Regions from separate parts of the Mus musculus genome. Here regions 1, 2, 3, 4, 6 and 7 are each linked to region 5. The links are chromatin loops, found by intact Hi-C in ENCODE. Cell type or tissue: heart. All regions are shown on one strand.

Region 1 (4,000 bases), 290 kb after region 5:
CAGGACATCAAACAGTGCTGCTTCTAAGTCATTAGAGATCTAAAACAGTGGGGAAATATGTAATCCGTCCTCCCCCCCACCTCTGTCTATCTCTCCCCTCTCCCTCTCTCTCAGTGCTTGCTGGGACACAGGCTACCTCATATACAAAGCAAGCTCTGTACCACTGTGTGGAAATCATTTTAAAGGGAAGATGAAAGTTGAAAACAAAGATATGAGCCTTACATCCTAAAAGTTAAAGTTTTGGGTACAGTTAGTTGACTTTGGGCCTGTTTGTTTTGTTTTGTTTTAACGTGTTGTTTTGCTTTTCAAGATAAGGTTTTTCTGTAGGTTTGGCTGTCCCATAATTAGCTCTGTAGACCAGGCTGGTCTGGAACTCAGAGATCTGCCTGCCTCTGTCTCTTGAGTGCTGGGATTTAAAGGTGTGTACCTGCACCATCACTACTACCACCACCACCAGTTATTTGATTTCTTTCTCAGATACAAGTACTATATTCCTTCAGAAGGAATCCTAGTTATCACATGGTAAGATTTCTCTTTCTGCTTCAGCATGGTGACATATTGGGGAAGCTTAGAGCAGGATAAGGAAGCTTAGAGCCTTCTGTGAGGACATCCTGGCTCTGTGGTGGCATCAGGGGACTTTGCTGTAACTCTGCCCCATGCCAAGGCTTACATTGTCTAGTGCCTTGACCTTCTCTAAGTCTGCTTTTGCCCATCATCTTCAGGGAGCTTGAACCCATTCATCTCCATCTTTGCCATGGAAGGCTGTCTGTATGTTGGGTAGTCAGTCCTTGGTGATATTATTTAACGATGACTCTACATAAGGATACAGTTGCTGAAGACATAGTGCTCCTCCTCAGAGCCTTTAATGAAGCCCAGTACTGCATAACACCCCATGAAAGACACAACACATGAAGACCCGCTGCTCAGGGCCAGGTCAGACATCAGTATGCCACTCCTTGTAGAAGAATTCCATACAGACAGTGCCTGTCTGGAAGTCTTCATCCAGGAGTCAGGGGGAAAGGCAAAACAGCAGAGTTTTCAGGTGACCCCCAGATCCTGCAGTGTCAATAAAGCTGGTGGGAAAAACTAGTTTAAAAAAAAAAGACATAGGCATGAGCATATATCATAATGTGTGGATGTTTGGGGAGCACACAGAGGTTTGCCAGCCACTTCCAGGTAGTGGGGGAATCGTGCCAGAAAACAGTGAGAATCACAAGAGGAAGAAGGACAGTGTGTTCTGGAACCCTCCGTGAAGGCAGACTTTTCAAATCACACTGTGTGGGAACTAATATAAAAAGATGCCTCAGCAGGAAGCAATGAAGGCCAATAAACTCTAGCTGCATAAGGAGAAGAAAATAACAATGACATTTAGCCTTATGTCACTACTAATATGGAATCAGGGGGTTGTGGAAAAAAAGAATCTGGACTGTGCTATTATTCGTTCAGATGACATGTTTAATGGTGTATCCTGTACTTAAATAGGGCATCTTTAAAGGTTTCTCTAGGTACCACTCAATTCACATGATTCAGTTAGAAGTGAAACCCCATGGTAATTAACACTTAGAATTTTTCTTTGATTGTCTTATACAGAAAACTTTAAACATTATCTCCCTTTTAAATCTTACAGCTCAGCTCACCAAATAATACTGTTACATCTGGGTGTCTGGTAGAAATTATTTAATTATCTTCTCTTTGTAGCAGCATAGCTGAAAAATAGTAAACATGTAAGTATGGATCTGTCTATGACTGACAGGGTCCACGTGGAAGTTGTTTGGGGGCAGCCATGGGTCCCTGCTCTTCCCAGACGTGGAATGGCTGCCTTTGCTCTCTCCAGCTGCCGTTACTCTAAAGACTGTTTCTAGAGTTGTCTGGTAGTTTTCTTAGCTTTTCTGATTTCCTCTGACCCAGAAATAAAGATCCATATCTAGCTATATATAAATGTATCCTTTTTGTTTCCCACGTTTGTTACTTAAACACTATGAAGCAGGAAAAGGAGAAGACATCAATATTGGGTGGGGTGCTAGTGCCCTCAGGAGGACTGGGAAGCCCTTGCGGTATCATAGTGCCCTGCACTGTGAAAGAGCTGGAACCTGTCCCAGAGTTCTTTGGGATTTCCCATTTACATCACCCCGAGAAGTCCCCACCGCCGTATTTTTTTCTACAGCATTCCGGCTGGCATTGATGACCCCTCTCACTCTATCCAGATACACACACACACACACACACACACACACACACACACACACACACGTGCGCTCGTGAATCAGGCCCTGCTGGATGTTGAGCACCTATTCTTTGCAATGCTGTGAATGTTTCTAATCACGTTGATGATGCTGATTGCGCCGCTCCGGGAATGGGCTCTGTTCATTACAGTGAGCCTTTCCACTGTCCTGATCTCATCTTTCAGCCACGCAGCCTCCATGTTGTTCCTACATTATTGACTCTGTCGCTGTTCCTAGGTTTCCTCTCTTAATCATACAAGCAGCTTCTCAAGTGCCATTCTGGGACCATAAGGAAGACAAGTGTCAAATATGCCTGCCGTTCTCACCTAGATTTCCTGCAACTCCCTCTTCAATTACCACCTTGCCTGGTGGCTTATCATTCTGTTTCTACACACTGTATATAGTCCTAGTTCATACAGAAAGGAATCGGTCATGTGGTGGGACTATTAATATTTCTTTTGTCATCTATTAATTGAAAACCTCATACCTGGCTCCCTGGAGTCCCTGACCACAGTTCCATTCAAGGGGGTAGAAGGCGAATGTGTGCTGCAGGTGTGCCCTGTTTTCCAGTGCCGTTACTCACGATTATTAAGCCCCCTGTGGTTTTCCTGTTTACACGTGCCCTCAAGTTCCTGAGGGAAATATACCACATATACAGGGCAAAAATGTCAAATAGAATGCTAAGGCCCAGTTAGGAAAGAAAGCAAAGAAATAGACCTCCCCATTACAAGGCACATCTTCTTCCCAAAGGGCAACAGATGACTTCGGTAATCTAGCCAGAAGTCAGTTATATAAGAAATTATAGTAGCAATGGTGTAGAAGTTTGGAGGGCCGAAAGTCAAGCATCATTGATTAATTTCTGAACTTAGAGGTTAGTTTAGAAATATACAATTACTATAAATTTAATGTATAATCAGTAAGAATTTGAATCTATATTTTGTGGCAAATAACACAACTGAGCATTTCAAAGTGGAGTGGAGAGATAGTTCCGCAGTTAACCGAGTTCATACAGCTCTTTCGGAGGACCCACGTCTGAGTTCTCACATATGTTGATTCACAACTGCTTGTAACTCTAGCTCCAGGGAACACAGGCCCTTTTCTGGACTGTGTAGGATACACATATAAAAAAAACACACACACACACAATTTATTTATTTGCTTATTACTTTATTACCTATTTTATTATTAATCCGTTTTATAATACAAATAAATATTCAAAAAAATAAAAGTAGGCGGCTTTTTTCTTTATAGTCCACACAATCTTGGTTTCTTTCCTGAGTTAAATCCTTGTCTTTTTGTTTAGGGAGCCTAAGTCTTCAATGCCTGAGTCACCTCTCCAGGTCTTTCCTAAGAATTTGGACTGCCAGGAACCATCTCTTTTTTTTCTCTTTTATTGCAAATGGATTTTTTATATAATATATTCGATTCTGTGATGGCCACACCTGCCCTGATGATCTGGGTTCCCAAAAATGGAAGACACATACACACAGCCTTGTATTTTAATATGCCTTAAAACTTTCATGTGGGTAACACTTCCCCTCAGATATTCCTGAGTTATTACTTACTAAAATATATTCCAGCATGGCAACTGTCCTCTTCCTTTTCCCTTGGTCCTTTCCCGGGGATCCTAAGGTCCTGCCTCTGTCTCCCTGCCCAGCCATTGGCCACTGGCAACTTTATTTACCAATCAAAACTAACTGGGGACAGGGTCTCTGAGTGTCTTATGTGCACATGCACAGATTCCCATGCAATTTGGGGGGCCAAATCCACAACACCAC
Region 2 (4,000 bases), 570 kb after region 5:
GCTCATTCACTGAAGCCTTGGTCTCCAGTCTGTGGGGGCTCTACTAGGATGCAGTGGGACTTAGAGGAGGGAAAGCAAAGCCACTACGGACTCTGGAGGCACATTGAGATCCACTTCCTTTTCTCTTCCTTTGCTTTCTGGTGTCATGAAGTCTGTGGTCTCGCCTCCTCCAGACTTGGTCTCCCAAGTGGTGGGATGCAGGCCTGTGCTACCACACCTGGCTGACCTTTGCCCTCTTTAAGTTATCCCAGGTTGTTGAGAGCTTTTGGTGCGACTTCTAGGAATTGGGTATTTGTCACTGGGCTTAGACAAGGAAGTAGGCCTAGATAAGAGTAACAGTGAGCATGGGGCTTTGTTTACTATTTTGCTGAATTATTTCCTTATGTGATCTTTTTGCATACTACTCTGCTTAATTACTTTCTTGTGTGATCTCCTTGTTTACTACTTCGATCCATTACTTTTGTCTTGGATATACCTAGAATGATCTGTGTGTGTGTGTGTGTGTGTGCATATATATATATGCAGGCTGGAGAGAAATAACGCTGCTTCAGCCTCCGTACAGGCAGGAGTCAGGTTATAATTTTGTCTAACTGTTTTTCTTCTTTTTAAATCCTCATTCCCTCGCTTGAGACCCTGTTGACTGATTGAGCTGGCTTGGTCACCAGGTGATTCGTCACAACAACAGGAAGATGACTAACACAGTTCCTCAGAGCCGTGTGTTCTATGTCACAGCTCCGTGCTGCCTGACTTCCCCAGTTGCAATTCCAATTTGCTGACTGAGGAAATGACTTAGTCAATTTCTTTTATCCATTTTCCTCAGAGCGCTTCTGAGTTCTACTGTTAAGCTGTTTATCTCCATTGCTACATTAATTCTATACTTTGGGGGGGAGGGAATGGTTCCTTTTGTAAAGACCCATATTTATACAGGAAATAATGTATCTACTTCTGTGAAAATTATTTCACATTTTATATGCCTTCATTTCCATGTTTGTGATAGCAAAAGCTAAAGAACAATTGCAGAGTGTTATAGCTACAGCAGAACTTATATTTAAGTTTTTAACATTAAAAAGAAATAAAGACCCACCAGGATTATATATTCTTACTCTACTAAGTTTAAAGAGGCCTATGACAAAAGTGGATTAAGATAAGCAATGAAGGGGCCACTGAGATGGCTCAGTGGGTAAAGACACTTGCTGCTAATCCTGACCCACACGGTAGAAGGAGAAAGTTGTCCCATGACCTCCACAAGTATGCTGTGCTAAATGGATCTACACAAACAAAAATATACATACATACATACATGCATACATACAAATAAAACTATTTAAGACATAAGCCACAGGAAAGGTTGGCAACTTGAAATATTAGTAAGTCTAAAAACCAAAGTCCTTCAAGCAACCATTTGTGCCAGAAACTTGCAAACGTGGGAGACTTCATCACACAATTTTCTTCTCTCTAGAATTAATTAGCAGCATTCCCTGAACGCTGCTAAAGTCCCTTGGTGAAATGAAGAAAGTAAATACAGTAGTGTGAGGGAAACTGGTTCACTTCCACAAAACTAGGAGTGGCTTGAGCCTTAGCCAAGCCAATACAACCTGCTAAAGCACTACTCGGAACCTATTAGCCACTTCATGAAAGCTTTCTCTTTAATGGTATCCTCCTGGGATACCGCGTTGGAATGCACAGCGATTTCGAAAAAGACACAGATTTGGCTCAACTGTAAATATCAGTAGGTGCACAGAGGCAAAGGCATTGTGCGGGGTAGGGGGTGGGGAGGGAGGGTTCTGATTCCCAATGTTGATAGGGGGATTTTCATTTCTATCAGTACTTATTCTTTTCTACTACAATTACAGTTTTGCAAAGAAAAATAAAATATCGGTCTTGTTCTCATTTGGCTTTCCAGTTTTCAGTGTCTTTAGAATAAAGTGAAAGCCTGTTTCATTTACCAAAGAGATTCCCTTTGCAAACTAGGCGTGGTGATGTATGCTTGTAATACCTGCTAGGGAGGGTGAAGTTGAGTTCCAGGCCAGCCTGGGCTACATAATAAAACCGCCTCCAGGAAAAATAACAACACTCCTCTTCAACAGTTTTTCAGGGTTGCAGGAGAAACAAAACACCAAAAGCTCAACCCACTGCCATGCCTGTCCAAGCCCGTGAACTGCCAAGGTCTCTGGGGCGAGCCTTTGCGTGTCTCTAAAACAGTGGGTCGCCTCAGCTCCATGGCTGTTTCTGATAGAGGATGCTCCACCCGTCTCCACCGCAAACAAAACCCAAGCTTGGACTATCCTCCACCCAACCCTTTGTCTTGTTTGCTGTGTTCTTGTAAACTGGCTTCCCGCCAATTAGCTTGTCCCGCTTCCGGGTCCTTCCTAAACCACCTGCGTGTACGATTAATTCCCGTGAAGCAGGCGCCGGACAGAAGGAGCGCAGTGCCTGGTCACTCTGGGCGCCAAGGAAACTACAACTCCCGTCAGCCCCCGCGGCCGCCTGGCCCCACCCGCCTCTCGCTCAGCCCGCGGCGGAGGCGCTGGGCTTTCATCCGCGGAGCGGCGGGAGCCAGACGCGTCGCTGCGGTCTTCTCCGACGGTCGCACGGGAGTCGGCAGCTACCTCAGTCGCGTTAAACTTCTGTGACCGAGTCAGCGGCGATCCCTGACGCAGCGAGAGGATGGTGGTCCGCGTCTTCGTCGCCTCATGCTCAGGCTTCGTGGCGGTGAGCCGAGCGGGCGGGATCGCGGGAGACGCGCAGCGCGTGCGCCCGTAGGAGACGCGCGGGCAGGTGACCGCCGGGCTCGGACCCGGTGGACACGCAGGGGTCACACACCCCGCACTGGCAACTGGCGAGGGGACCCAAGGGAGCCAGTCCCCTGCCGCAGCTGTCGGCTCCAGGGGCCCTTTGCTGAGTTTAGAGGTTCCGGACTTGGGACACCCCGTCGGCTTATGTTTCCTATGGCAGTTTAGACTACTTTGATTTGCTGACCTGGCGTCTGGAGGAAACCCATTTTAAAAAATTGCTCTACATCCTCTCGTCCCCAGCAAGTCCTTTTTAGTTTTACACCTGAGCAAACCACACTTGTCCTGTTAGGTCGCAGTTAATTTATTTTCTTTGTTGTTTTTTAGCCTAGGGTGTTACAAATACTTTTACATATGGTCCTTCCCTTGTTCCTCCAGTGCTGTGGTAAATTTCATTTTAAGAATAAATTGTGTTTTCTATTTTTAGCTACTCTGTTTGTCGAGTGTTGACTTCTTTTAGGAATATTGTTCTTTAGAAGAAGTTAAATAACTAGAAATAGTGCACATGTATACTAAGACACATGTAATGCGCCTGTAGTGTGTCAGTTATGTTTCATGTGATTGCTAAGACTTGATTTCCTTAGCCAAGAGTTAAACTACATCTCCAAAAATCTACTTTGTCAGTTACTTAATCAGATATAGAAAAAAGTACAAGAATGATTGGTTTAAAGTTTAGGCTGGCTGGTTGCCTGCTCAGTAGGCAGACTGTCTTAGAATTTAAGTGGGTGGGGTAGAAGGCGGAATAAAATACTACTTGGAAAATCCCCGTAAACTACTGAAGCTCTTAACCCAATCTTTTTTGATACAAGGACACAATAGCTGGGAAAATGCTGGCCTACCTGTATGTGCAGGCATGTCCTGGTTCTCAAAAATCCTCCCTTTTTGTTATTGCTTAGTCATAGGTGCCTTTAAAAGATTTTTCCCTGTTAAAGCTGAGCCTCATGAAATGTACTATCTCCTAGATAGATTTATTGAAATGAATTCCTTACTATAGAGCTTTTGGTCTTTACCATGAACTTACCAGCTTCGGTAATTATTTCAAAAGGAGCTTACTGATTTCAGAAGCAGCAAGCTCCAATGTTGATCTTCAGTTGTGTTGGGAAAGTCACAGGTAAATTACCTGTCTTCTCCATCATGTATCCAGACTTGCATCCTGTAACCAATTTTATCAGTTCCATAAACACACATGTATTTAGTGCCTGCCTACT
Region 3 (4,000 bases), 380 kb after region 5:
GGCAGGATAAAGCCTAAAATCTCCTGGATAATTTCCACTGGACTCACCCAGAGACCAGGTGTATTCTAAGAGCTTCTCTGCCATCGCACAGAGCCTGGAGAAATAAAAAGCATTCGGTTTTTCCGAAGTACAAAGAGTGAACTCTGACAACGCTGTCTCGTTACTTCTCTCCTACGGTGGCGTCCCATGGTGAACATTGTCAGCTCAACAACATATATAAAGTAATTATTTTTTTTAAGGGCAATTGCTAGTGAGCAGAGTGGAAGCAAGAGGCTGGCTTCCTGACTCTTAGCTAATAACCCTAAGAAGGATGGCTGGGCTAGTCCCTGCATAGAGACCTCTGTGCCCAGAGGGCCTTTACATTTCTCTCCTGCTAGAACTCCTACTTCCTCCCCTCTGCTTCTCCCTCGTCTGTTCTTCCTCACACTCTTTTTGCTCCTTCTCCTTCTCTCCCCCTCTCCTCCTTAGTCTCAAGCCCTCTCACCAAAGAAAGTCTTCCTGGGGACAGTCAGTGTGCACAACAGATTTGAAACAGCTGCTCCTCCTGCTGCCAGTGGGTGGGGAGCCGGGAGCCTGCCTCCTGTCCCCTGCTTGCTACATTCCTGCTCTCTGCCTCAGAAATCTGAACAGACCTGTTTAAAGGACCAAGTGGGTGGTGTGTGCACGTGTGGGCATGCATCCCTGTTTAGAGATGGGATGGAGAAAAGGTAATTTTATGGTTCATTAAAAAAGAAAGAAAGAAAAATAGAGAGAGAGAGAACATGCTCAAAGCTCCTCCCCATTTTCTCTCTAAACTGCTGATTTTTTTGTTCTGGGCTCCCTAGAACTGGGGTTCACTTGTAAGCCAACAAACACTTATAGTCCTGGCCAGGATGCATTCCTGCTGAGAGCTCACAGCAGCCACAAGAAAGCTGCAGCTGACCTGACTGTCTGTCCTTTTCCTGAGAGGGAATGCAAACTTGCAGACTTTCATCTGATTAGTTGCCTGAACTTCAGCAGAAATACTTTTACTGTCCTGGTTGCTTCTTGCAGGAGGCCTGCTGGTACCCTGTTCTCATCGGATCTCCACATAGTCACACTGGGTAGCATGCCCTTTCTGCATTATACCTGGAAGCATGCCCTTTCTGAGGCAGCCAGAGTTTGTAACATCAACACAGAGTTGTTTGGTAAAAGCGGGAGTCTGCAGAGACCACCAAATGACGAAAGCTGCATAAACAGTTGTGGGTGGCTCTGAGTGCTGTGAATTATCTGAAACCCATCACTAGGGGAGGAAGCTGAGACCTGGACCCTCCCGAGATGAGCGAATGGTTATTGTTATCTCAGATGCTTCTCACATTGTGGGCTCCTCAGTTAATATGAGTCATAAAAGAAGTGTTTTATAGGAAGTAGACTTTTTTAAGTTAACAACTACATGTAACATTCAGCCAAATTAAAAAAAAAAATCTGTTCCAAAGAACTGGCCTTGATGGCCATACCAAAATAAGGCACCACATACAGAAAATTATATTTACTGTCATTTCTGGTTAACGACTGCAATTCTGAGGGTGGTTCTTGAGGTCATTGTGTCTACTTTAAAAACAGTCCGGCACAAACGGCTTTGTTGTGCTTGGCTTTGTTGTAGGGGACACAGATGAGACCAGCAGCAGCCTGTTGCTCTCTGTTAGGAAAGCTTTGAACTGGCCCTGGAGGGGGTTGGGCGCTTTCTTCCCATTTCAGACATGGTCAGCTGCTGCCCTCTCAGGGAGCTTACACTGAATGTCCTCCGAGGTTCTTTCCAACTACACATTTTTGGAGTATATGAATATAAGTTCATGTGGAGGTCAGGGGGAGGAGAAACTAAAATCAGGAGTTTCATGGGGGTGAGGGGCTTTTGGAAAGGAGAAAGTTAGAAGGGCTCGCTTTCCAAGGAAGGCCTGCCAGGCTTTAGATTTACAGGAGGGACAGAGCACCAGTCCAGGTGGAAATGAATATGTCACAAGTGTAGAAGAGGCTGGGTAGGCACAAGCAAATCAAGGTGGCAGCGGGCACTGATGGAAGAAGGAGAAGTGCAATCGAAGAAGCCTCTAGAAAGGTAGAAATTGAACTGTGTTGGAGGCAAAGGTGAGCTGAGCAAGAAGCCTGACAGACACTCATGCATTATCTGATAAACCTGACAGTAGCCTAAGGACACATGAACTTCAGAGCAGCTCAGAAGCACAGGCAGGCGGGGGAACTATGTACGGATTGGAGCACTAGTTCCTTCCTGCAGAGGGACTGGGCTTTCCTGGCTAAACACAGGGGCATGGCTGCAGATCCCAGCTGTCTGTGGATCTGGGGCAGAGCCCCCTTCGTGTTTGAGGTTTGTCTCTTGTCTGTATGGAGATGAAAGGGCAGGACAGAAAAATCTGGAAACAAGCTCTCCAGGCCAGAGCATGGGAGTCTCGGGACTTTCATCTTACCACAGGGCTTATGGGGACTTTTAGCATGTGGGACAAATCCTTTGTTAGTGAACAAAGAAATATGGCTAGAAGAACATTAATGAGAAATTGAAAGACTGGAAGCCAGCCAGGTGTGGAGCTGTTTCCAAAGGAGTGAAACTGGATGGATGTCTATTTGCAACTCCACCATGATAATCACCTCTCTCTCTCTCTCTCTCTCTCTCTCTCTCTCTCTCTCTCTCTCTCTCTCTCTCTCTCTCATGTGTGACTAATACTGGTCATAGAATGGCCTGGAGAGGGTGTAGTGTGGAGTGATGGTACACCCTCTGGACTGGGAGGGACTGGTTCCTTGCGTCACAGACCCCAGGTAAGCTGATTGCTGGGGGCCGAGCTATGAAGAGTGGAGCAGGCAAGAAGGATCAGGGTTCCCTGAAGGATGTACACATTCCAGGGAGTTTTACCTTTTACATTTCAACATTCTGCTTAAATCTGTATTTTCACTCTATTTCTTAAATGTATGCTGTCAAAGCAGAAAAGAAAAAAATTAAAAAGACAATAAATCGTTCTGAAAGCTGTGCCTAGAATTTGAACCACAAGACGTCAGCTCCATTGTGACCCTCAGAGGCTCCTATGTGGATGTCCAATCATGGTTCTACCACATTTCCTCCCGTGAAGAGGCCACTTCTCTAGAAAGCCTCCTGTCCTAGAGTTGACCTTGTCATGCTTCTCTCCCTCTCTTGCAAAATGTTGCTCCAGGAAATCACAGTGGGAGGAGCCAGGCCAGAACACATGGCTTCTCATAGGCATACAACACACACACACACACACATCCACACATGCACACTACATACACATACATACACATATGCATATACTACACATATTCACACACATATACATATGCATATACCACCCATACACACATACCATAGACACACATACACACACACTCACACACACATACATATACATATGCATACACCACACACACACACACACATATACCATAGACACACATACTCACACACTCACACACACATACATATACATATGCATACACCACACACACACATATACCATAGACACACATACTCACACACTCATACACACATACATATATATATATATGCATATATATATATGCATACACCACACACATACACTCACACAGATAGATATACATAAGCATACACCACACATACACATACCTATAATAAGCATACACCACACTCACACATAGTCACATACACATACATATGCATACACCACACACACACACACACACACACACTCATACATATACATATGCATACACCACACACACACACACACACACACACACACACACACACAGAGGAGAGTTTTTCTATACCATTTTCTCCTCCTTTCTTTCCATTCAGTACTTCTAAGGATTTCAAGGTACAAAACTACCTATGCTCAGAAGACCCTGTTCTCTGACACTGCTAACTCACACTGAGTTCAGAGTGGCCAGCCCATCTGATGGACATCAGGTCAGGTCAGAGTTCTTGCTTGTATCTGGACAGATTCCACAGAGCAGACTGAGGAAACTTCCTGGACCCAAG
Region 4 (4,000 bases), 280 kb after region 5:
AAAATGCTCCTGCATCCCTCGCTGGTTCTCTAACGTTGGTATGCATGTGGTCAGAAAGGATCGCATCGGAGCGAAAAAAATCTATACAGATTTTCAAGACTCAGTGGACTTTTATATACCCAAAAGTAATTTTTGAAATGAAGAAAATCAGAACAGGAACATGTGTTTTCTTGCTTTTGTATTTGTTTGTTTTGTTTTGTTTTGTTTTGTTTGAATTTTTATTTTAATCAAGATATGGGAGAAGGCAAATGACATCATGTAACCAGCAAACTGCTGGGCTGTGTGGATCTGAGGCTCCCTGGCTGTTTTTGACGCCTCTGTGCTAAGTGTGAGCCTTCAGCTATTATTTTTGAATCTCTCTTTACTAAAAAGCAAAATTACAGCACTTGATGATGGTCTTCAATACTGCCCTCGTCCCACCACTATATAAGCCAGCCTTTAAAGGCTAATCCTGTGTCCAGAGCACTTTGGATGGGTTCGATCTGGTCCCTCCCCACACAACATTATTTTCTCCTGGCAAGCATGACTTCCCTATAATAATAAAATTATTAGAAATTTTGGAATAATTGATACTGATCCCTTTAGTTTTTTCTTCCTAGGCACCTCCCTTTGCTTCCAAAGGTAGCAATAAAGATCAGAGTATTACTTTCTGATTATAGACTTTGGTCACTTACCCAGCAGAGGTGAGGCATGGCCCAAGAACACAGGGTTTCCTGATGATGAATTTAGACTTCCTAGGCTTGTGATCATTAGATCAAGATTAACAGGTGAAGGTTGAAAACTTTTAATGTTTAGAAGAATTCCCCCCTGACAGGCTTTGAGAAAAGGGTTCCCAACTCAAGGATCAGAGAAGGCAAGAGTTAAATGGAAGGAAATCTTGGGGGCAATCTTGTTTGGAAACAGGATGAAGATCTGAAGATGAAACGAAATTTGATTTTGTGCTGAGTTACACGTTTTACAAGAAATTAGAATGCAATTTTGTTCTGCTATAGCTAATGGCTTCACTGCCTAAATTAGTGATGTTCTTTCGACCATTATTTTCTTTCTCTTTATTTTACTATTATCTTTAAAGCTCACCATTAAAAAGCATTTCTACACCGTGTCAGTTGCGAACACCCACCTTGAGTTCCGTTTGTACGGAGGCCTGTGCAGCACAACAGGAGCCAACAGTGCACATCAGCTGTGAAAAGATAATCCGAAAGGCAGGTTGCTGCTTCCATTTCTTCTCAGGTACAGGACATAAAGGAAATTGACTATCCCTGTGGTCATGCCTATCGAATTCACATGCAAGCGCACCGACGTCCTAAGACTAGGGCACCTCAGACTCCCTTACCCTACTTCTGAGAGAAAGGTCATATTTAATCGGCACCCCAAAACAAAATTTTAACATCTCCTTGAAGTCACTTATTACCCTTGACTCTAGCTCACTGGTAATAAATACCTCAGAGCAGGTTAGACTTGGCGTCCAAGCTCTGCCAATCACTGTGGTTACCGTCTACTGGTTAGCGTTCATCAGAACTGTCTGCCCTGCTGCTAAAAGCGCATAGTTTGCCTGTGGTTACCAAATGAGTATTTGATTTACCTGATTTTCCCGTGAGGACCTGAGTTCCCTGTGAGACCCCTATTTCCCGCAGACATTATAAGCTTTTGGAAAGTCGGAGCAGAGGTCTGGAAAAAAACTAGTTAACTGGGGCTTGTGAGAAGGAAGGCTCAGCGGGTACAGGGGCTTGCTGAGCAATTCTATCTAACCTTGTGATTTCTAACCCCCAAACTCGTGGTGGGAAGAGTGGAATCCCTAAAATTGTCCTCTGACCTCCCCACATGTTTCCTGGGCAACACACACACACACTTATTTACAACAATATTATAAATAAAGAAAAACTGTAAATGATAAGTTTACCCCACGCACTTACTTCTACGTTCTCCAGGGAAGTCCAAGGACAGTGAGGAGCTGGGCAAAGCGCGGGTGGGACGTGCAAACATTCTGGGTTACAGGGAGAGGACTCTGGTAGACAGGAGGGGGTTACCGGAATCTATTGCTCATTGGTAATGGGTGTGTATGGTCTGTGGCAAGAGGCAGAGCTAGAAACTCATTAATCAGCTTAGGTCTAAGGCTGTGGACCTTGTCATTTAGAAGTGAGGGCCAGATGGGTCAAAACCAATGACCAGCTGAAGACTTGCTTTTAAAGGACCTCTTTTTTTTTTCTTTTACCTTTTTTTCTCTTCTGAAACTCCACTCAGATGATAACTAATATTTCTGTTTGACTTATGTTAAAGAATAGGTTCAAAATGAACTTAAAGCAAAAAGTTCCCTTTTTTGTTTGTCTGTTTTTCACTTTTACATAGATGAATAGCATATTTAAATATTTTAATTTTCTAGCTACTTGTTGATATTTTACAAAAATGTTACTATTACCTACTAATCTTGTAGCTGGTGACCTTGCTAAAGCATTGCTAGCCCGATTCTAGTGTCTCTACACTGAGAAGAATTCCTTCAACTTTTCCATGATTATCTCATAATAATAATAATAATAAACAACTTTCTAATCCTCAGAGCTCCCACCTTTTTCCTTATACTGTAATAATTCCAGAGTTGAGCATAAGTGGCTATATCAGGGGTTATTAGAAAAACTTACCAAATAAAATATAAGATATAAATTCTTTTCACATTTATTTTGGTCAAAGAAATTCTTGCTAGTAACTCGTTCCCTGAGAACTTGCCTCTAAAATGACTACTAAATGTTATCAACGGCTTCTATTCTGTAGCATACTGAAATTATGTTCCCTTCTTTTACATACTGATGTATGACAGATTTCTAACATTAAATTGATTTCTATATCTAGAATAGATCCTACTTTATGGCAGTCCACTGCCTTTCTCTATATAGATGAGCTTAATTAGCTCTTGGTACGGCTGTGCACGTGTTTATGTTTGGCATATGTGAATACCATGCCATGCTTGTATGTGCACGTGTGTGGGGAGGCTAGAGGTTGACTTTAGGTCACTTCCTCAGTTTCCCGCCACTTGAATCATATCATCCTGCTCCACTGAACCTGAAGCTCACTGACTGAGCTGGCCTGGCTTACCAGCAAGCCCAGGAGGCCTCCTCTCAGTATTCCCACCACTGGGATTACACTCGGGTGTCTATATGCACACCTCCTTTACATGGGTGTCCGAGATCGAACTACAGTCCTTCTGACTGATCCGTGGCACCTTACTGACTGAGCATTGTCTCCAGTCTCCTAATTTTCTTTCTTTCTTCCTTTCTTCCTTTCTTTCTTCCTTCCTTCCTTCCTCCCTTCCTTCCTTCCTTCCTTTCTTTCTCTCTCTTCCTCTCTCTCTCTTTCTTTTCTTCCTATCTATCTATCATCTATCTATCTATCTATCTATCTATCATCTATCATCTATCTGTTTAATGATTGTGTTGGCTTTGTCCCTATCTTTTCCTCGTCTTGACTCTGACAGCAAATGAGATTAGATAAACAACTCATGTGTCAGGGTTTTCTTTTCTGCTAGTGATATTTCAGGTTTGGAGTTCTCTTTCTTGGACTGTGTCTTGAACCCTCCTGGGAAGCCATCAGGTTCCATTGTTCCTGGAAGGTGAACTATGAGGTACTGTGCTTGCTGCTTCATGGCCAATTTTGAGTCCATTTGGGAAAGGTTTAAATATTTTGTTCACCTTGGCAAACTTTCCAAATGAGTTAAACTTACTTATCATATGTATATGGTATATGTATATATAACACACATATATGTTATAGATGTATAACTTATAAATTCCTTGGCCATTTTTTATCTCTGCCTATTTATCAGTTGTGCCCTCTTCCACTCTTACCATATCTGTTTTTGCATTCTCTTTGTTTTTTTTTACTTAATCTTACTTATCCTCAACCCCAAAGCCAATCCGTCTCGCAGAACCACTGATGTTTTTGTCAGTCCAAAAGTATGTGGGGCTTTTGTTTGTTTTTGCTATTTTACTCCTATATTTTCAAGATCTAT
Region 5 (4,000 bases):
CATTCACCATACTCGTGTCAGCTCCACGTATGGAAAGCAACTGTTTGTAAATTATTGCCTTTGAAAACTCACCAACTATAAAAACATTGTTTTTCAATCAATTAAAGAAAAACATCTCAATATAAACAAAAACTTAAAAGCCAAGGTCCACCCCACGGCAACTATGCAGATAAAACCCACAATTCTTCAATGACCTCTATAAATGACTTTTAATAAAAGAAGGTAATATCCCCCAAGAATCTGCAAAATTGGAAAACGCCTATTAAAACTTCCAGGTTTATACTTCGGCAGATCTGTTTGTATAATGCACAATGTGCCGCTGGGTGACTACCATATCTATCTGAACGCCTCCAACCAAACAAAGATTAAAAAAAAATAAAATTAAAAATCTGGGTCTGAATCTACAGAAAACAAAAGACAGAGGAGAAGGGGGAAAAAAAATTTTAAAAAATCTTGCCAAGGTTCCTCCGCGGCTCAAAGGCCTTCTTGTGAAATGCTAATGCCACTTCGGAGCAGTTAGTCACCAGCTATTGTGTGGAGCTGGAGAAAGCTGAGCCGGCCGCGCGTGCAGAGCAAGCAAGGAGCTGGCGAGCGCGCTCTCCAGGCTTGCGCCGCTCCCGCTGCCGCCGCCGCCGCGCGCGCGCCCCCGCGCGGATACGCGCGCCGGCCCCTCCTCCTCTGGCCTTGCACTGCACAACACTCATGACGTATCTTTATTTCTAGCACATTAACAAAATATCACAAATAAATTGTCCGCGGACCCCGCGGCCCCGGGGCGCCCGCACCCCCGGCTGCCGCCCCCCGCAGCCCCCGCTCCGGCCTCCCAACCCTCCCCGTGGCCTTTGCAGCTTTTCCCGTTCTGGGGCCAAGTTTTTGTCTCTGTAAAAAATTGCGGGAAATTCAATTTTTATTCGACTCGGGGAAAAGTTTCTTTGCAGTGCGCTAGGAATGTCTCACCAGATTCTGGTAGGTCCTGGGGTGCTCCTTCCCGGTCCAGTCGGTGCGCCGGGGCAGCAGCTGCGGGGACAGGACGCCCGGTGAGCGCGGCCCCCGGCCCGGACCGACGCCGCTCCCCTCCCCAGTCCGCCCCGCGCCCCGCCGGGGACCCCCCGCGCCCCGCGTCCCGCGCCCCGCCGGACGCCCGAGCTTGCGCAGCGGCCCGGGGGAGGCCGTGCGGCGGCGGGACGGCGCCGGGCCGCCGCGCCCTTACCTCCTTCTCGGCCACTTCGCGGATCAGCACCTGCAACAACAAAGCGGGGACGCTGAGCCCCCGCGCCCCGGGCCGCGGCCCCGCCGCCGCCGCCGCCCTCCCCCACGCCCGCGGGCGGCCACCGCGAGCGCCCGCCCGTCCCCGCGCCGCGCGCCGCCTACCTGAGCCGCCTGCTGACAGGGTCCATCTTCCAGGAACCGGGCGATGAGGAAGTAGAGCTCTGCGCGGGAGAGAAGGACGGGGAGACACGGGCTGAGCGGCCGCGGGGGGCGGGGGCCCGCGGGCGAGTCCGCCCGGCGCGGCGGCCCCGCAGCGCCCGACTTACCCGATCGCAGCTCCGAGAGGCCTTTCCTCTCACGAGACATGTTTGCGGGTCACTTCGGGGCCGCCGGCGGGACACCCCGCCGCCGAGGGGACGCGGGGACGGTGCCGCCGCCTGCCCTGTAGCTGTCAGTGTGTGCTCACGAGCCGAGCCTCGGCTCCACCATTCAAGCAACGGCGGCGGAGGCGGAGGAGGAGGAGGAAACAACAACTCTCAGGCAGCGGCCCCGGCTGCGGCCGCCTCCGCCGGGATCCCTCCGCCGCAGAAAGGAGTCCGCGCCTTCGCGGCCCCGCACTCGCCGCCCCCGCCCCCCGCGGGAAAAGGAGTGCCTCGGCCTAGGCCCGCGCCCGCGCGGTCGTCGCTCCGCGCGCCCTGGGCCGCCACTTATTTATTTATTTCCAGCGCGAGGAGATGTCGGAGCCGAAGCGGCGGGCTGCCTGGCGGGCGCTTTCTCTAAAGAGGCCGCGGGCGGGAGGGAGAAAGGGAGGGAGGGGAGGAGGGGGCCGGCACGGCTGCGCGGAGGGATCTGACGCACACGGAGCCGCAGCACAGGCTCTATTCAGCGGCGCTGGCTGGGTTGAGATGGAAGTTAGTTTCTATGTAGCAGAAATAGGAAACAAATGAAGCAAAACTGCTCAAAGAGGGGAAATGCCGGGAGGACTGGGCTCACTCTCACGCACGCACAGAGACTCTCAGCGAGCACTCTCAAGCTGGGCCAAGTCGGGATCGCGCTGCCCTGCCCGACTTGAACGCTAGTGTTTGCTTTCAGTCTTGCCATGTGCATGTGTATAAATGCTGCGGATTGGCATCCGTGTAAGTCTTGTCCTGCGATATTTCTGCAGCCTGGGCAAGTGTTGTGTAATTTATTGGAGTGCCGTGGGTTGCAATAGAGGTTCGGGCTTTTTTTTTTTTTTTTTTTTTTTTGAGCCACTTGCGTTCTGCAAACCCGTTATTCCCCGAAGCCACCTCTGCATATTTCTTTTATTACTACCATCGCCTGAAGCGTTCGTTTAAAAAAAAAAAATGTTTTTGTTTTGATAAACGGGCAAGAGGAACTCCAGATTTGTACTTCAGCTCATCTTTTCCCCCACTTATTACAAAAAGGCTAGTGATGGCTAATTAGGGATTTGGAAGTGAAGAACCTTAAAGCTTTTTAAAGTGTTTACAAGAAGGGCTAATATAAACCTGAAGGAAAGGAAAGGGCGCTAGCTAATACTTATCTCTAACTGATATGGAGGTAAATTACTGACACGGTCGATAACCTACCGAAGGTTATTGAAAGAGTATATTACAGTTTAGCAAAGGTGATTAGTGATTAAATAATTTAAATTATCTGTGTATCTTGCAGTTGACTTCGTCATGCTAATTAATGGCTTCTAATTTACGGTGTAAACCATTCCTGTTTACAGTTAATCACGGGAAGACTTCTTAAAAACTGGCGAAAAGCAGAAACAAAAATCTTTTCGTAAATCCTAATGTAATTACTGGTTTTATATGATACATCGTTCATCTGTGTTTTGCTGATGAGGATAGGGGCCTTGTTATTTTTAAAACGAATATGGGTGAAATTAATGGAAACAATGGAAAAGGCCGTTTGTTAAAAAACAAGGACACCGAGTGATATTTATCTCCAGATGAATTAAGCACTTTCCAAAAAGACTTTGAGAGTTCAATTTTTTTAAAGGTTGGCCTTTTAAAGAGAATTAGGCTAGTCATTCTTTTGTTAATCCTTAACAAAAGATCCTCTTTGAATTTCTTAGATAATAAGCTGCATTTTATGGGTCTGATTTTAAAAGGTAATTTGTGAGGTAAGGACCAAGAAGCTGGATTGTGGTTTTCCGGGATTGTTTCCTCAAGCCCTGCACCCTCCTAGCTCCCTGCCTTCCTAGTGGGAAATGCTGCAGCCGCCTTAGGCTGTACTGCAAGAGCACTAAAACACCAGACATTCTCACACATGTGAGCACGAGGAAACCGTCTCAACCCCCTTTGGAATCATGGATGTAAAATTGCCTTTTGTAACTCAATAAAAATAAGAGGTTACCCCGATTGGTCCTAATGCTACAGTATTATAAGATCTGCCCCTAAACTGGTGTGGCTAGCCTCAGAATCTGGACATGTTTGCATTTTTAAAACGTGTAATCCTAGTCTTACAATGTTAGGTAAAGTAGCCTGCTTCTGAATAATTAGGCATAAAACATATTTTATATGCCTTTGCAATTGTATTTATTTATGTGACTAATGTTGTTTTATCTTAACTTTTTAAAATGCATTATGTCCTTCAAATAATTTAGGTACTTCATTGAGAAGGTCTTTAAATGAACAGATTTTGAGAACTAAAAATTCTACTTGAGGCTTGCTGGTTCTGCACGCAACACTAATCTAATTCTTCCTCTTAGATGTTTTGCCCTTGAGAGGTAAAAATCAAATTTTGGCAAGTAATGTAAACTGTATCTGGATAAAGTTTTGTA
Region 6 (4,000 bases), 170 kb after region 5:
TCCTAGGTGGGCTGGCCGTCACAGCCAGGCAATCTGTGGCTGTGCCTACCCAGGTACCAAGGCAGGTGTCTGGCTTCCAGTTATCAGTAAAAGGACTTCCTGTTAACTGAGGAGGCTTTCTCAGATGTCCTGAAGACCCCCACACATACATACATACGTACATACATACATACATACATACATTACATACATACATACATACGAACACCACTTTGCCCCTAGTTGAAGGATTGGGTATTGGCTAACTCAATAGAGTCCCAGCCTTCCAGAGAAGTAAAACATAAAGCCACTTTGTACCCCACTTTTTCCTTCCCATCTTCCCCTTTAGAGATGGCTAGTGACAGAAAACAAGAGGAATGGCTTCACCAGCAGTGGCCCTTGATCAAGGAAACGTTCCATTAAATCTGCTGGTTATTCAAACATGTTAATAATTCCAGGGAAAGAGTTGGCCTCCATTCCCTCTCAAGCTCTTTTCTGGATAATTAGTTCCTCTGATTCTGCTAGAATTCCCAACACGTTACCAACCTTAGATACAAGGCTGCAAACAGTGACATCACTGTAAAAACAATGCTGCCATCAAAGGACACTTGAACAAGAGTCTCAAGTGTTCCCACTCTTCACACGCCATGAGCTTCTTCAACTACAAGGCTCAGAATTTCCTGAATCCCTCTATACGAAGAGAAAGCGTTAACAACGGTGTCAAGTAAGGCCTTCGGGATTCACAGCTCCACTCTAAACCAATGACTGGTTAATGAAATGTTGGCAATGAATCTTAAGACGCTGCTCAATGAGACTAAAACAGTTCCGTGGTTATGTAGATTAAGCCAGATAAAGCACATCAGACTCCACCCACCATGAGACACAGAGTAGGTTCATGTTCTAATAGTATGATCGATTTTCTTTTAAAGAATGGAGGTGCTTGGGCTGGCTCAAAGAGTAAATACACTTGCTGTAGATCCCCACAACCCACACGATAGGAGAGAGCCTACTACTGCAATCTGGGTGTCAGTGCCTCCTGTGAATACAATCAATCAATCAATCAATGTAATAAAATACATTTTAAAGGAGTGGAGTTGTTTATAATAAAATTCTTAGTGACGATGCATAAGGAAGCAAAAGCTTCTAAAAATTTTAAAGCTTTGATAGTTTTAAATAAAGCAACCACACACACACACAGTGCACAGTCTTCGGGAGAAAACGGTATTAACCAAGTTTCAACTTTAATGGCCAAGATGGTTGACTTGGGTCCTTTGGGCAGGTGGCAGGAAGGTTTTTTTCTTAGGACGCAATCCTCACACATCGCTTTTCTCTGGGAGGGGTAGAAAAATATCTGCCCTTCCTTCACCAGTCCAATGACAAGTCGAAGCCCCACCCTGAGGGAGCTGTGTGGCCCCACGTGTGGCTCATGACGTCCCTGCGCGGAGGGGACACAACCCACCAGGGGCAAAGGAGAGACTAAAAAGACCTCGGTTCCCTGCCTGGCCAAGCGTGGGGTCGTGGGTGGGACAGTGGCAGGGGCTTGGTGGCCCCTGACCTTGGCAGGGTCAGTGAGCTTGGCACCAGTCCCCTTCTTTGCAGCCTACCCGGCGCTGCGCACTGCCCCGCCCGCCCTCGCGGCTGGTGATTGACACCGGAGTGGGTACATACGGGTCCGCGGCGCAGCAGGGCTGGCGTAGGGAAACATGGCTTTCCCTCTCCCGGCCTTCCGCCCGCATCGCGCTCGCCCAGGGCACGGCCCAGGGGACACTCCGGACCCCGCCTAGCTCCTCTGAGTGCTTCCACGTTTTTCGATTTCCCTGGCCCGGGAGACTCCTCTCATTGCTTTCCCTCCACCCTGAGAACAACCTGAGTTTGCCAAGAGGAAACTCCTGCGAGGGGGATGGATACCCGCCCTGGCTGCTGGCAAGAGATGGAAACCATTCCAAGCAGGAGTTGATGGAGAGGGGAGGACGTCCCTGGAGGGAAAGTAACACTCAGAGCTCCGTGCGGGGCGAGCGAGGTCAGCAACAGGCATTTGCAGAAGGAGCGGGCAGCGGCCGTGCCCAGCGCCTGAGTTATTAGGCGCATCGCCGCGTTCATCGCAGCGCAGGGGGCTTACTCCAAACACACTCGAGGGCCTGCGAGCAGGGTTTTTTTTTCCCCCTTTACAGGACTTACCTTTCTCTTCGGCATAATGACTACGTTGGTGCAGCAAAAAAAGTAAAGCAATGTTCTGGGCCGCCTGGCACACTGCTGGATGCTGCCTGGCCGCTGCTGCTACTCCCGCAATGGGCTCGGCTAGCCCGGCCTCTCCGACCTGCACCTCCGCTTCCTCCCCCGGCGCTCCACTCGCTCGCATCCCGGTCCCCCAATGGCGAGCCCTGCCAGCCAGCCGCGAGGCCCCATTGGCTAAGAGAACGTTCTAAATTCCACGAGGGCACGCCCACCCCCGTTCACCCGGTACGCGCAGTTGTAGTTTCCACTTCACTGGGAAAAAAAAAAAAAATCTGCCTGGCGACTGAGCATGCCCAGTTCAACTAGTATCCTTCAGGCTGCACTAACTTGGAGTTTCATTGTTTGACGTGCCTTCTTTGGATTAAACCATTGTGCATCTTCATAGGAAAAAAAAGTTTAGTATTAAGTAATGCTGGGTTAACTTTATAAAGTAAATAGGGCCACGGGGTGCCTTGTACAATTGTTACTTATAAAAGCTTGTAACGGGTGTTCATGGTGCGGGTCTATACAGGGTAGGAAGGTCTGTTCTGGAAGAGTTTCCACAGTTTCTAAGGTTCTCAGTTCCATCTCTAGCAAATACCATCCCCCATCCCCATAGTTCCTTGGTCTAATTGTTTTGTTTTTTGTTTTTCTTTAAGTCTGTGTTACAAGTCATATATGAATTCAGCCAATTATTCAGCTATGTGTGAATAATTGTTATAATTGATATAAATGTTTGTTGTGGAAACTAAGGGGAAATCGAGAAATGTAGGAACAAATAAATCACTTATATATTAAATATGTACATTTAAACGACACCTGCCAGGTTACCATTTTGTGTATAGTGTAATGTTTCTCGACATTCCGCAAAGAATTGCAAAATACATTATCTGAATTTATTTAAGACCGGTTTTATCCTGACTAAAGACCTCAGACCCGGGAGGCTGGGGGGGGGGGGATTTTTTGGTCAACATCCTTCATAAACATAGGCACAAAGACACAGACAAAATTTTATCAAATCAAATTCAACAACATTTTTAAAAAGCTAATACATAACCAGGGGAGTTGAACCTGGGAACACAGGATTCGTTCTGTGAATCAAATCATCCTGAAAATCAATCAGTGTGATCATAGCACTGATTCTATTATAATTATATAATATGATATATAATTATATTATGTTTATTATAGCACAAAGCTATAATCGGGACTGTGACCATCTCAAGGGCTGCAGGGGGAATGCTAGGGAATGGGTGAGCAAGTCATGATAAGTCTACAGTAGAATATTACTCTGTGATCAAAGAAATAAGTTTTCCCTGATGAGATAAATAACAAAAGAAAAATGCTAAATGGAAGTCAATACAAGACACTATACTGGGTGGTTTTGTTTATATGAAATTCCAGGAAAAACAAAGCAAACTAAGCAAGATTAGCCCGAGAATCATTTACAAGCCAAAAGACATCTTAGGAAACTGCTCTAAAGCCTTACACTGTGTAGTGGCTATTCCTGGTTGTCAACTTGACAATATTTGGAATGAACTACAATCCGGAATTGGAAGGCTCACCAGTGACCCTTATCTGGAGGCTTGGAGATCCTTATCTGGATCTTGGTTTGAAGATCTTGAGCCATAGTGGCTATGGATTCCAGAAGATTGAATCTCCGAGTTAAGGAACACACCTTTAATCTGGGCTATGCCTTTCATCTGGGATTAAAGGTGTGGTGGAACACACCTTTAATCTGGGCTACACCTTTTGCTGGAGACAATATAAGGACATTGGAAGAAAGAAGCACAACGTTTAGTGGGTC
Region 7 (4,000 bases), 470 kb after region 5:
TGGGCATCAGAAAGTAATGAGTGAGGCTGGATCAGATGGAAGCTACAATCACAGGCAGACTGCTTACAGAAACAAAGGATCTTTAGGATGGTTAAAGCACTTAGACATGACCTTTACAAAGGTCTACCTTAACCCAAAAATCAGAGGTCTGCGCTATAATAGCATAGCTAGGGATAGAGAGCATCAAAGTGATGCTGGAGATACTGAGCAAGTCAAATAAGCCGGACTTGGTGATGGACTAAATGTCGAGTATGAGAAGAAGAACCTGGAAGAATTCCAAAGTTTTTGACTTGTAAAGCTGGATGCAAATGCTATCATCTGACCGCATGGGGTTTATCAGACACAGTGAGTCTGAGGTACCTGTGGGCAGGCTAATCCAACTGGAAGTACCTACAATTACCTACCCAGAAGTTGGGAGAGATGCAAAACTGGGGGTGTGCTAGTAAGTTATGGATAGTAGAAGCCACCAGGAAGGATGGAGTTGGCCAAGAAACTATGGAATGAAAAAAGAAAATAGAAGACTGAGTTATGGAATGAAAAAAAAAAAAATAGAAGACTGAGTCGTGGGCAGAGGAGGGGGTGTCCCCAAGCTTGACAACAGGAGGGACTGCTTGAGTCTTTTTCTAGCAAGTCTGACAGAAGTAGTTCCGTGATGTTAAAGAGATACAGTTTTGGAAATATTTATTTTCCAGAGGCATCAACTGCTTTTGACGTCTGAATGACGGTCCATCAATTTAAAGAACTAAGAGAACTCGTCTTTCCTGCCACACATTTGAATAAACATACTAACCAATGCACAACCGATCACAGGGTGAAATACTGTAAATACTAATAGAAAATTGGAGTGTGGAGAGAGACTAGAAAGAATACAGATTAATGAGAATGAGAAAAATGAAACCTCCATTTACCCTTTTCCTGGATGCCTGTAGCTCTCTCACCCGATCCCTCACCATTTAAATGACTTTTTAAATTTACTTACTTATATTTGATTATTTGTGTGCTTGTTTAGTTAGTAAGTTAGTTATGTGAGTGTTTTGTTGAACGCCTGTCTGTGTGCCATGGATACAGTTCCTGGTACCTAGAAGGGCCAGAAGACAGCGTAGGATTCCCTGGAACTGGAGTTACAGACAGTTGTGGGCTGCCATGTGGCTGCTGGGAATCAAACCTAGGGCCTGTGGGAGAGTAGTTAGTACTCTTAACGGTTGAATCAGCTCTCAAGCCCTAAGTTATGACTGTTGATCCCAAAGACATCTATCTAATCCTGAACGCACGGTTGAGCATCCATGTGTATGTGGTCAAGCCTACTCTGCTTGGGCCAAGAGTTAAGACCCTCAAACTTCGGGATTGAGATGTGCAGGCAGGAGCTGGTCCAGGACAGGAAACACGCGCACACACACACACACACACACACACACACAATTAATCAATCCTAAAAGAAAATTTACTTTCATAAAACCTTCCTCCACACCCCGCCCCCACCCCACTTACCCAAATATAGGTACAAATACCTCCGTAAAATTAATCCTCACAATGTGTCTACCATTCACTGCACTTCTCTGGAGGAAAAATACAGCCCCTAGCAACTTGTTACCAACCAAAAGATACCATTACGTATCAAGCCCATGAAGTGACTAAGAATTTACATTCAGGTGAACTGGTCACACAGGGAAACACTGTTCCCTTATTCAGCTAGCGCGAAACAAAAGGCATGTGCATCCACCCCAACTCAGTTCTGCCAACAGGTAGGTTTTGCTAACTACTTTCATTCGTTCCATTCCATCCCTCAATGATGTATAAAAATAATCCACAGCCTGGACCAAAGTGTCTCTCCCCTTTAACGACAGTGTTAACAATAATATCCTAGACTGTTCCAGAGTCTCTGAAAGGCTCCGCGCGCCCTCCTTTCCCATCCCGATCTACACCAGTCTCCAGGGGTTTCTTTCTGGTAACTTCGTTCTTCTTTGGATCCGTCTGCACATGCTTTCCTTCTGCTTTAGGGGGCTAACAAATCCCAGTCTCTCAACTTTCTCTTCCTTCTCTCCAAAGCATCCGCCGATCAGCCCCGCCTCGCCCCGCCCCATCACGTCCATCCCCCCCCCCCCCCCCCCCCGGCCGCAGACCTCCTCTCTCATCCGAGGCCCGCCCCTCACCCTCCAAGCTGGCACCTCCTGCTCCTGCCTGGATCATCGGCCGATCCCCGAGTCCGACCGACAGCTACGGTCCGAGACCTAGAGTACCCGGACGCTGCAGACTGCGGTTGCGGGGAGTTTGAACTCACTCACTGTAGGGACCACGGCTGCGGGCGGCGGCTCGGCGGCTTCGGCTCCTGGGCAACGGAGCAGAAGCCCAGCTTGCACCGCGGGAGGACCGGCCTCCGCCTCCCCCAGTTCCCATTGGTTACTGGACTCCATACGTTCATTTCTATTGGTTATTGTGGCATCGGAAGGCGGGATGGCGAGGAGAGAGGCATCAACCATTGGTGGGCCGGTGAGGCGGGGAACCGCGACCCGCGAGGACAGTTGCACGGAGCCCAGCACCCAGGACAGACCGAAAGAATGCCAACCCTTCTCATAGAGGGACGCCGGCTCCAGAAAGGGTCTGTGGACAAAACCCTTGGAAACCGGCCCTATTTTTTTCTGAATATTTTGGATTTCGTTATAAAGAAATCAATGTACTTTTCTGGTTCCGCTGAAATTGATGTGTAGGAGGGTGTGGACTTGATATTTTCATGATACTGCTGCCTGGGTTCTGGACTTTCTTGAGATAACACATCTTGAATATGGCTTGCGCATGATTTTTAAGTTCTGAAGGAAATCTGGGGCTAAAGGATAATGAGAACACGTTTGTTCTCGTTATGTTTTCAAAGAATTGTTTTTAAAGGAAATATTCTGAAGTGCATGACAGTGGGCTAAGGGCAGCTAGATGGCTAATTTTTCTTTTAAACTTGACAGTGCACACTAAGCAGTATTAATTGCAGTAGGTAAAGAAGCTATAAAGAAAATCTTTTCCACGGGGGCTCTGACGCTCTCTGAGCTTCTCATCCAGACCGTTTAATAAGACTGTTCAGTTCCCGATTGAAGCCTGCTGTCATTTATACTCCAGAAAATAGATTCAGGGGGTAGTAAGCGGTGAGATCAGGATAGAACCACATGGCTATTAACTTCCAAATCTAGCATCTTTAGAGCATTTCTCTAACAGGGTAATAGCATTACTGGCAAGTCAAAAAAGTATCTAAAATTTTAGAAATCTCCCAAACAAAATACCTAATTGTGTATAACATTTTCAGTGTCCTTATTACACCACACAGTGTTACTCTATCAGAGATAACAATTACTTTATTTGACCTTGAAAAAAAATAACCAAAATAATTTATAGTTCCTCAAAGCCAGTTTTACCAAATTGATGTTTTAAAGATTTGTCCCAAGTGTGATGATAACTTCACCTTTCTACATGGCATGACTTTGATCTGCCATTTTTATTAGGACTTCAGTTTTCTGATTATACCATTTCACTTCACTGTGTACTACACAGGTTACAGCTTTCCAGGAAAAAAGAACTGAAGCTACCAAACCACATTTTAATATTTTTACTAATTGAAACTATTTAACTGCATTAAATATTTAACTGCCGTTTGTAAAGATTGTGTTTGGGGATGAATCCTAATCACAGTTGGGCACTCTGGGTTTGTATTCTAGTCTCACAGGAATTCCTGTTACTACAGTGCTTCAGACTCCCATTGGCCAATGAATGCCCCTCCCCCCCTTTTTTTTCCTGCAGGACTTTGCCATGTTTGATGCTCTATGGCAATGACACACACACACAAAAAAACCATTTCTACATATGTTTAAGAAACTGCAGTTTTTCCTATGAGGGAACTACTATTGCAGAATCAGAAGGACTTGTTAGAACCTTCAAACCATTTACTAGCCAGAGGTAGACATAGTTTTCCTGACATCAGACAATAAAGATATATATATATATATATATACACATATACATA

What was found. A loop is a pair of places that touch in the nucleus more often than their neighbours do. Peaks named below come from ENCODE experiments on the same cell type or tissue, not always from the same donor. Only the 100,000 strongest peaks of a DNase experiment are listed, where the experiment ranks them.
Region 1: a loop joins it to region 5, with 2.1 times the contacts of the local background. A loop is called at or near these places in 6 of 42 quality-filtered maps.
Region 2: a loop joins it to region 5, with 2.1 times the contacts of the local background. A loop is called at or near these places in 2 of 42 quality-filtered maps.
Region 3: a loop joins it to region 5, with 2.1 times the contacts of the local background. A loop is called at or near these places in 10 of 42 quality-filtered maps.
Region 4: a loop joins it to region 5, with 2.2 times the contacts of the local background. A loop is called at or near these places in 6 of 42 quality-filtered maps.
Region 6: it touches region 5 in a loop (6-fold over the local background); 12 of 42 quality-filtered maps call a loop at or near these places.
Region 7: it touches region 5 in a loop (4-fold over the local background); 6 of 42 quality-filtered maps call a loop at or near these places.

What each region holds. Positions count from the first base shown.
Region 1 is chr9:83,263,891-83,267,890 of GRCm38, forward strand. No RefSeq gene overlaps it. Among named protein-coding and RNA genes, the nearest start is that of Gm27216, 11 kb to the left of the region's middle. In heart, a CTCF peak has its summit at 2,022 (motif pointing left); no DNase peak of the experiment used is centred here.
Region 2 is chr9:83,545,792-83,549,791 of GRCm38, forward strand. Sh3bgrl2 (SH3 domain binding glutamic acid-rich protein like 2) reads left to right here and starts at 2,547. Exons shown (of 4, transcript NM_172507.5): 1 at 2,547-2,712. The coding sequence starts at 2,668. In heart, a CTCF peak has its summit at 2,489; a DNase peak (open chromatin) is centred at 2,480; H3K4me3 peaks cover 1,328 bases; H3K27ac peaks cover 922 bases.
Region 3 is chr9:83,349,151-83,353,150 of GRCm38, forward strand. Gm40536 (a long non-coding RNA gene) reads right to left here and starts at 647. Exons shown (of 5, transcript XR_003948197.1): 1 at 485-647; 2 at 1-94. Gm46123 (a long non-coding RNA gene) reads left to right here and starts at 2,349. Exons shown (of 2, transcript XR_001779248.2): 1 at 2,349-2,784; 2 at 3,818-4,000. In heart, a CTCF peak has its summit at 1,743; DNase peaks (open chromatin) are centred at 541 and 1,681; H3K27ac peaks cover 871 bases.
Region 4 is chr9:83,252,503-83,256,502 of GRCm38, forward strand. Gm27216 (predicted gene 27216) reads right to left here and starts at 2,007. Exons shown (of 4, transcript NR_166684.1): 1 at 1,914-2,007; 2 at 1,121-1,180. In heart, no CTCF peak of the experiment used is centred here; no DNase peak of the experiment used is centred here.
Region 5 is chr9:82,973,717-82,977,716 of GRCm38, forward strand. It overlaps Phip (pleckstrin homology domain interacting protein), which reads right to left and starts at 1,773. Exons shown (of 40, transcript NM_001081216.1): 1 at 1,536-1,773; 2 at 1,372-1,430; 3 at 1,211-1,240; 4 at 958-1,017. The coding sequence starts at 1,575. In heart, a CTCF peak has its summit at 2,258; DNase peaks (open chromatin) are centred at 635, 1,885, 2,005 and 3,465; H3K4me3 peaks cover 3,528 bases; H3K27ac peaks cover 3,663 bases.
Region 6 is chr9:83,144,274-83,148,273 of GRCm38, forward strand. It overlaps Hmgn3 (high mobility group nucleosomal binding domain 3), which reads right to left and starts at 2,334. Exons shown (of 6, transcript NM_026122.4): 1 at 2,158-2,334. The coding sequence starts at 2,172. In heart, no CTCF peak of the experiment used is centred here; DNase peaks (open chromatin) are centred at 1,848 and 2,378; H3K4me3 peaks cover 1,566 bases; H3K27ac peaks cover 1,192 bases.
Region 7 is chr9:83,438,759-83,442,758 of GRCm38, forward strand. Lca5 (Leber congenital amaurosis 5 (human)) reads right to left here and starts at 2,341. Exons shown (of 8, transcript NM_027448.2): 1 at 2,151-2,341. All of the region lies in intron 1 of Gm2087 (predicted gene 2087), which reads left to right. In heart, no CTCF peak of the experiment used is centred here; a DNase peak (open chromatin) is centred at 2,423; H3K4me3 peaks cover 1,848 bases; H3K27ac peaks cover 1,878 bases.